Regions from separate parts of the Homo sapiens genome. Here region 1 is linked to region 2. Evidence: chromatin contacts called from ENCODE POLR2A ChIA-PET data. All regions are on one chromosome and are shown on one strand. Each heading gives the region's core, a stretch centred on a gene start or an enhancer-like site at or near the end of the contact. The rest is flanking DNA. Distances are from core to core; before and after follow the strand shown. Region 1 overlaps LINC00607 (long intergenic non-protein coding RNA 607). Region 2 overlaps LINC00607 (long intergenic non-protein coding RNA 607).

Evidence for each region. ChIA-PET counts read pairs that join two places held with the same protein, here RNA polymerase II (POLR2A).
Region 1: POLR2A ChIA-PET joins it to region 2 with 14 read pairs in HepG2. The contact joins two enhancer-like sites. POLR2A ChIA-PET finds 5 or more read pairs at or near these places in 3 of 52 experiments (HepG2, PC-9 and activated T-cell).

Annotation. Positions count from the first base shown.
Region 1 is chr2:215,748,408-215,752,640 of GRCh38, forward strand. LINC00607 (long intergenic non-protein coding RNA 607) reads right to left here. Exons shown (of 10, transcript NR_037195.1): 2 at 1,836-2,010. Among named protein-coding and RNA genes, the nearest start is that of LINC01614, 32 kb to the left of the region's middle. Within about 2 kb of position 1,389, at least 11 of the 41 ENCODE cell types and tissues checked have a DNase peak (open chromatin) inside an H3K27ac peak, as active enhancers do.
Region 2 is chr2:215,617,027-215,621,718 of GRCh38, forward strand. LINC00607 (long intergenic non-protein coding RNA 607) reads right to left here. Exons shown (of 10, transcript NR_037195.1): 8 at 4,092-4,324. The region is part of intron 1 of LOC102724861 (a long non-coding RNA gene); the gene reads left to right. Among named protein-coding and RNA genes, the nearest start is that of LINC01614, 99 kb to the right of the region's middle. RefSeq lists an enhancer at 3,060-3,354. Within about 2 kb of position 2,790, at least 4 of the 41 ENCODE cell types and tissues checked have a DNase peak (open chromatin) inside an H3K27ac peak, as active enhancers do.

The sequences.
Region 1 (4,233 bases), core at 139-2,638, 130 kb after region 2:
GGTAAGATATCTCAAGCTGAAGACTAACGCATCTTACTTTACAAAGTGTATTTCTCATTTTATGTTCCTCTTTTATTCGATGTTTTTGTTAAAAATCTAGCCTTCTGTGAGAGCCTTTAAAAATGCTTCAGCTGTGCTGGAGGAACTAAGGTCATGCTGGGGGTGCATGCTAGGAGAGGCGTGTCATCTGAGGCCAGCATGATCATGCCTGGTGTGACTCTTGGAGTGAACTTCTCAGTTCACATCCCTGGCCCCTTCCCAGGGACTTGCCCCGATTCAGTGAGGTGAGTTCCAGAGGTCGTGTCTTTACTTGGTGACATGAGCCAGGGCTACTTTCTTCAGGGCTGAATGCCTAAATGAAGCCGGGCTAATCATATTGTCTTTCCTGGAAATGTGGAGATTTGTGTTCAGAGGACCGGCACCTGAGGGTCCTGGAGCTGAGCCACAGAGCATCCTAAAGGGAAAGTCCAGATATTCCCACAGTTAAGGTCTCTGGAGCCTCCCTACTTCTTACCCTGCTGAGGTTTGGTTTTTAAACTCAGATCTTCTCAATACATTTTTCTTTTTACTTAAACTGGACAAAGTCTGTTTCTCCCCCTTTAATCAAATGAATCTCAATTAATACATAGCAGCGGCAGTCAATTTTTTTTTTTTAAAGAAATCTCCAAAGGCAAGGTAAGTAGTGGCGTATAGGAATAGCAGGCTTGAAGCTCTACCATTCAGTGGTAACCCTAAGTAAATCCCTAAGTGGAGAATCCTAAGTAAAATAGAGGTACAGTTACCAAATAATCAGGGTAGATCCCAGGGGTCAAAATCTGAGGAGAGTTAGCCTCAGGGAAGTGGAGCCATGATGTACCAGCAGCTGAGCACCAAGGAGAAAACAGAACACAAAGCATTAAACAGGCTGCCCAGTGGATGGTCAAAATAGGGGACAGGTGTGAGCAGAGTTTAGCTAAGGAGCTAAAGTTCAGAGGAATGACCTCAGGCTTAGACAAACTGAAACTCAGGGCAGGGACACAAGTCAGGGTGACAAAACACTACCCAGTGGGATCATAGGTCAAAGCAGAAGCCCAGTTACCAGAACTGGAGCACGAGGTCAGAGCAGGGCAGCTCATCAGTGTGTAACCAATGCTGCTGGACTCCTCAGTTTCCCAACAAGGGACAGGTCTGGTCCCACAGTCTGGAGCAGGGCTAAGGCTGCAGGCAGGGGTGAAGAACAAGGCAGCCGGGGTGTGGGGACAGGGAGTCAGTGCTCACACTGCGATCTCGCAGCCTTCTTCTCCATAGTGACACAGCCCTGGGGCCTCTGCTCAGCCCCTGAGCTTCCAAGCAGAAAGAGCTGTAGGAGAGGATGAAGTAAGTCAGGGAAACGGAGCCACCGTCATCAGCCTGGAGCCCTTGTCCTGCATGGAGTGGCGCGTGGGGGCGGAGGAGAGGGAGAGCTGCTTTTGTTTGTTTATTTCCTCATAGCAACTCACAAACTTAGCCAAATACAGATACAAATGAAGTGCATGAAAACTTTCCTAACTTCCTGACTCAGAATCGTTACTAAATATATAGATCAGATGTAGGCGGACGAAGGCAGAATTGTAGGTTCCACCTAACAGTCCTCAAACACTGCTGCCCCTGTGCCCCTCCATGTAGAAAGAGCTCCCAAAGGTCACCAGGATGTGCTTGCCGTTTTGCTCAGTATTTTCTAAAATAATCAAAATGGAAACTGAAAATTCACCTTCCTCATGTCTCCTAACCTCAGAGGAGCCAAGCACAACTGGAGAGGCTTGGTCGAAATTGATGATTGATTGATTAGTTATCCTCTCTTTAGTGCCCTCTCTCACCTTACTCCTCATTTACTCCTGTGACAGGCCATGACGGGGGCTCACAGGACTGAAGATATGGCTACAGTTCCCATGGGGTGCAGGTGATTCCAGCAGGCTGAGACGAAGTTTCAGCACAGAGGGCATGGATGAGTTGGTGTTTCCATGAGAGGAAGGATTGGATAGGTCACGCATTCTGAAACAGATTTGCAAGGGTCTTTAGAAGTTATCTGGCTCCAGTGTGCATCATCTGATGAAACTGGTTTATCTAGCAGTTGGCAAAGGGTAAGGTTATTCTTAATGAATATTTCCATGAGGGCCCAGGATTAGGTGTATCAACATGTTCATTCCTAGATTTCAGCTGTCCTTGAAGAAACTGGTAGAGGGGAAGGGAGAGGGAGTGGAGGCAATTGTAGAATAGAGAGGATCATATCAGACCTTGTCATGAAGGTAGTGTAAGCCTCAAAAGAATTTGTCACCAAGCTCCACAAAAGAAATAAAAACTTTTCCCTTCTTCCTTTTGTAATCTACCTTTACTGAATTTGGACTACATAAACTCATTTGTTTTCAATTTAACCGCTATGTGATTAGTGGGGTAGGTTGCCAGAATATGCAGAAAAGAAAATAAAAATACTGTAAATCAAGTTTTCCCATTCTTCACCCCTGCCGCCTTTGCATTTGGGGACCTTCAAAGCTCCTGGCAGGATGTGGCTTTGACTCTGGGTTTTCTCATGTACAGCCCTTAGAAGAGTGCTTGGCACATAACAAATGCTGTGTAAGCATTTGCGATTAGTAGTAACATTTGTAGTCACATTTGTACCTTTCATGTAGAATTCCCTACCCTTAATCCAGCCAACTCCTACCTTCCCTGATAGACCACGGCCTTCATCACTGTCCAGGGCTTAGGGCTTACAGAATTTAACTCTGAATACTTTGATTAAAATCATTGTTTCTACAGATGAGAAAGTTAAAAAGGACTCCCCACTTTATGTAGCTCTTGGAGAGGGAACTTGATGATTAAGCTACTCTCAATTATTAATACTGAGAAGAAGAAAAATGTGCAGGCAGTCCTCACTGCCATCCCCTCTTAAATTCCATCCATCTGCTGCCTGGATGGTGCTGACAAACCCCTATTTCACTTTTCACTTCATTGATTCACTCATTCAACAGTTTCCCTGCTGATTCATCCGTCTCAAAGTCAACTTGTTAACATTTTACCTTACCAATTCAGGAACACCAGCGGTTGGAAAAAGAATGTAAGTACTGGTTACTCCATAGCAGGAGATGAAAAGATGATTCATTCCTTACCATTCCTCTGCTTTCAATTACTTTTGTAAGAATACCATGTAGCAAAAGCTGAGGTGCCCTGCATGCAGTCAAAAACGTATTTTTGCACCTTTTTCATTCATGGATCCATAGGATTCTACTAGACAGTCCTCTCCCATTTAGGATTGTCTGTTCTCAATATCATAGACTAAATACAAACAACTGTGAAAGGCAGCTGTTCACAATGAAGCAGCCACAAAGCTAAGCACAAAGGTATTCTGCAGTGGTTTTTGAGCTTCAACTATCCAACTTGATTCATTCCCTGTAAGTCCAGTTTTCCCTAGCCTGCAAACATAAATAAGGAAAGTCATTTTCCTATTATTTACAGCAACTTCAAGACTCCATTTATCAAATTAGCTGGGCCACAGTCCCCTTCCCCAGGAATCCTCAAAGGTGGTGGTATTTCATGTGCTTTCCTGAGTCAGTTAATCTCTGCTTCCATGGGCTCAGGCCATCAATCTCCACTCCGTCCACTGGCCACTTAGGCCAACTGCCAGTTGCCATTTACTCCTCTAGAACTGCTGACCTGCCTATGGCGAATGCTGCTATTTCCATGCCACTCTTGGTTGAGGAGGGAAGGGAAAAGTGGGATGCACTCCCTCCCTGTTCCTTGCGTGTCTGGTGTATAAGAGATATTTCCTTGACACAGCTGAAACCAGGCTGTAACTTTTGACAACACTTCATTTAAGGTCCTGAGATAACAGGGGGGAATAGTAACCTTGCAGCTCCAAATGTAGTTCATGCACAGCAGCCTCAGCATCACCTGGGAGTTGGAGAGCAATTCGAAATCTCAGGTCCCATTCCAGTCTTCCTAAACAGTGTGCATTTTAACAAAACATTCAGGTAATTTGTATGCATGTTAAAGTTCGAGAAACATGAATTTCTTTTTTAAAAATATTTTTATTATACTTTAAGTTCTGGGGTACACATGCAGAATATGCAGGTTTGTTCCATAGGTATACACGTGCCATGGTGGTTTGCTGCACCCATCAACCCGTCATCTATGAGAAACAAGAATTTCAACACAGACGAACTTTCATCTGCATGCCACATATCCATCACTGGCCTCTCCACATTCACCCTCCACCCTTTT
Region 2 (4,692 bases), core at 1,540-4,039:
TGCTGGAAGCCTTGGAGAATATGTTTTAAAAGTTCAGACCAAGTTCTGTTTTAGTCAGTAAAACAGGGGCCATGGGACAAGATCTGGGAGATAAAGATGATTAGAGGAAAGAAACAGGAAAAAAACAGGAAGAGAAAAAACTGAAATCGTTTAACTTTGCAAGAGGCTTGACTTCCAGGACAAACAAGGACTTGGGAATTTCAAATTTGCACCTGCCTTTAGGCATTATGCGTTGAAATCCATTGTCAATACCCTGTTATTAGTCCAAGAGATTTCTACAGATAGCAAGATGCCTGGAATTCCAAAAGGAAGAAGTTACATTCAAAGAAGCATTTTATTGGCATCTGTAAACAGGCCAACACCTGTTAGAAGAAAGTCAAAACACAGATGAAAAAGAACCAATGCAAACATTCCAGACAGACATCAATATTGCCCACTCCATAAGATATTCCTCATGTTGGACTGCACTTTCCACACTCTGATGTTTAGGATTGGCCATGACTTGGTTCATGAAGTGTGAATGGAACAGGTCTGTGTCCCTTCCCACTTCTGAGAAGATCATGATCTTCCCAGGTCTGGGAAGAGACTCCCCAGGTCTCTCTTGAGCCAGCATTGGCATCAGCCTGTATTCTTCGAGTGTGATGAACAAAACAGCCCTGCTGAATCTTGATTGACATATAACAGGAGCAAAAAATAATCTTTGTGGTTTAAGTCACCATGACTTTGGGGTTGCTTGTTATTGCAGCATAACCTAGTCCACCCAATTGTTACAGGAAGAAGGTCCTGATCCAGACCCCGAGAGAGGGTTCTTGGATCTCGTGCAAGAAAGAATTCAGGACAAGTCCATAGAGTAAAGTGAAAGCAAGTTTATTAAGAAAGTAGAAGAATAAAAGAATAACCCTTGAGGGTTGCTGGTTGCCCATTTTTGTGGTTATTTTGTGATGATATGCTAAACAGGGGGTGGATTATTAGTGCCTCCCCTTTTTAGACCATATAGAGTAACTTCCTGACAATGCCAGGGCATCTGTCAACTGTGATGGTGCTGGTGGGAGTATAGCAGTGAGGATGACCAGAGGTCACTGTCCTCACCATCTTGGCTTTGGTGGGTTTTGGCCAGCTTCTTTACTGCAAGCTGTTTTATCAGCAAGGTCTTTATGACCTGTATCTTGTGCTGACCTTCTAGCTCATTCTGTGGCTTACAATGGCTTCACCTTCTGGGAATGCAGCTCAGTAGGTTTCAGCCATATTTCACCCAGCCCCTGTTCAAGATGGAAGTGCTCTGGTTCACACGCCTCTGACACAATGTTACCATATCCATCCTCACCAAAGCATTTTAAAGGACCTATGTATTTGCAAGTGTTCTCCATTGAGGGAGACAGAATGGATGTACATAATCATTTCAGTGATTTAGGGCAGGGATTTAGACATTTTGATAACTTTCTTGATTTAAAATGTGTAACATTTTATTTTGCTTCCTTCTATTACAGACATGCTGTGCTATGCTTTTCTGAGAAATACTTTTTAATTTTATATTCTTATTCCCCCTTACTCCCAGTTATTTCTTAAAATCTTTTTGATGAATGCTTAATGTTCATTCCCATGAATATAACTGATAACTTTATCTTTTTAAACATTATCTTTTAAAATTTAAGTGCCTGTGTCTATGTAATCTAAGCAATTTTTTAATTTTTATGTTTAGATACTTTATCTGGCAACCACACAATAAATAGAAGACTCTACTCTTCTTTTCTTTAATAAATTCCACAAGGAGCAGAACTAGTAAGAGGAAATTAGTGTTTGAAAAATCAGTATGGCTGTGAAAAGAAAGCTCTCTAAGAATAGGACTATTGTGGCTATGAATTAATGAAAAAATATTCCACTATTTTCTTTAAGTCTATCTTTCTTCAAGATCTTGTAAAGCATTCTTCCAGGCTGCTAATAATTGGCTTTTTTCAAACTTGATATTCAGGCTTAAAAAAAAAAATCCTTTTTTCCAGGTGCTCCCATCAGTAGGGTAAATTTAAGAATTATTTTTACTGGATGTGGATCTTCTTGAGAGAACTGGCAAACCAGGCAACTTTGAAGCTACAGTTTTTTCATTAGCTGGGAGCTGTAACCTGACCCCTCCACCCTGACCACATTTGACCTAAGTGAACACAGTCTGTCTCCGGTACATGGATAAGATTGGAGGGAAAAGATAGTCTGCAGGTCCCCAGCTGAGAGAAGGGGAAGGAGGGAAAGATAAGAACTGTGGTTTCAAATATCCTTAATGGGAATTCTCCACAGTCGTTTTTCATCAGGGCTGCGTGCTGTCAGAGCTTTGATTAGCGCCTCTTCCCTGGGAATCCTTTTGTTTGGTCAGTCTAGTGTTTGAACTTTGGCCAGGCCATTTTTTGTATTCTCCAGGTAACTAGGTCTGTTTTGATACAGCCCCTGGGGAGTGACTCATAGTCTCTAAAGGATAGACCACTATCTGATGTTTTGTTTTCCTCCTATGTCCATACCCTGAAAGGCAAGGGTGATTTTTTTTTCTTTGCTGTTTTCCTGGCTGTTGTCTTGCTGGCTTGGAAAGTCTAAAACGCATTCAAGCCATGGCACCCGGCATTTTCATCAGTATTTTTATTGGTTTGTTTCTTTTTTGGTTATGCATACTGAAAGTAAATCAACATATTAAAAAGCAAGAGAAAGAGATCAGAAAAGGAACGACATTTGTTAGTGGTTTCTGATTTATGAGTCTGAAGGACCTGTCACATTGAGCCTCGGCATGATATTAATTAGCTGCATGGCTGAAACGCCTTGTCAGTGTCGCACATTAAAGACGCACCTTGCAGCCGGGAAGGAGAGACTCTGAAGAGAGGGGAGGGGCGGCTGCAAATACAAACCACGCTGATCACTTTTGCCTGCATCTCCACACTGCTAACAAAAGGCAACTCACCGAGGCACACTTTCCGATTCTTGGTTTGTAAAAGCTGGTGAGAATATCAATGAAGCCCCACCTAATTTTTGCCTATTAATAATTCAGCTCCAGAAAGTGAAAAATATGAAAAACACAACCAGTTTTTCAGTCAATAAGAAAGGCCTTTTTTTTTTTTTTAATTTGGAGTCCTATGCAAGTGGCCTTGTCATGGCAGGGCCTTGACCAGCTCACAGCCGGTGTTCCATTTACAGTAACAGGGCGTGGCAGGTTGCGCAATAGGGCTGAACGGCGCAGTGCTCAGAGGAAGCCCCGACTGTCACGTTGTGCACGGAGTCTTGCAGTCTCTACAGGGGCCAAGAGCTGAGTCCATTTTCAGCCCCTCCACTTCTTCAGTGACATAGTCATCCTCTCCGTTAAGGGACACTGGTGGAAACACGTGCTAAAGCTAAAGAAGCTAAACAAATGCTGGGTGTTTTCAGGAAGGCTACTGAAAACATAGCAGAGAAGCCAGCTTACTCTTGATCCAAACCTCACTAGGCATGTTTGGTGCCATTCTGGGTGCCACATCTTAGGAAGAAGGCACAGAGCTGGGCAAGAATTCTTTCAGGTGGATCTCATGTGGGCCACAGATTGGTCTATTAATTACAGTTGTAACCACCCAACTTCCCCATGTTCCAGTCCCCAGTTGTCCACTGACCACAAAGACTCCTCACGACTGCCTCTCCAAGGAGTCTACCAAGAAAGCACCAGCATCGCTGGGTTGGTCTCTAGGTAGGCAGTCTTCAGGATGCTAGAGAGTTCTTCAACATGGAAGAACTGTGGCCTCCACCCAATCCTGTCTCCCACCTTGTCACTTGAGCCTCACAGGGACAGTGCCCACAGCCTTTGGAAGTCCTGCCTGTGTTTCTGACCTCCACCCTGCCCTACATTTACAAAGTATCTTGTTAAAGTGGTGCATCAGCTTTTGGTCCCCGATATCCTAATTGCCAAGGTGCCAACTCTGTATAAGATGCCATAAAGAGATCAGTTGCTGTCCCCTCCTCTTCACCCTCCACTTCTCTCCTCTTAGACTGTGCCTCCAAACTAACTCCTCCCTCCTTCAGATACAAATGAACCTGGCCCAGGGACATCAGTGATCCCAGAAGGGCCATACAAAGCCAAAATGAAGCCTTACCTTGGCAAGCTGAAATGTCCCATGACTCAACAAATCCTCACCAAATCTCTAGGAAGCATGAGTAGGGAAAATCCACCTTAGAAACAGAATCAGAGGTTGCAGTAATTTTTAGGTAGTCAGAAAGGCAGACAGAGATGCTGAAAGGTAGAGAGAGCCCTTCAGTTGTCTGTTCAGTCCAGTCCAGTGTGGTCTCCGCTGAACCACAAGCCCGTAAGTATAAGTAAGACACAATCCTTAAAAAAAAAAAAATCAAGCATGAAGAACGTCTACTACATCCATGGGACCAAGAGTAGGACATGCATTTTCTTGCTTCACCAGAGCTCGTGGAGACCCAGAGAGGAACTTAATTTAATAATTCAAAGGAGATATAACTTTTGCTGCCCCTTCTTCCAGACATCTGATAAGCCAGGATTCATTTTTATGTTCAGCTATGTGAGACCAAAGTAACTTCTCATGGTTGCCATGGGATACCTTCTAAATATGTGGCCTGATGTGATTTCCCCAAATTGTTAAGCAGTGAAAATATCATAGTTTCTAAGTATACAGATTTTTTTCAATTACATATCTAGATAAATGTGATATTTCCCCTTTGGGTTGTATG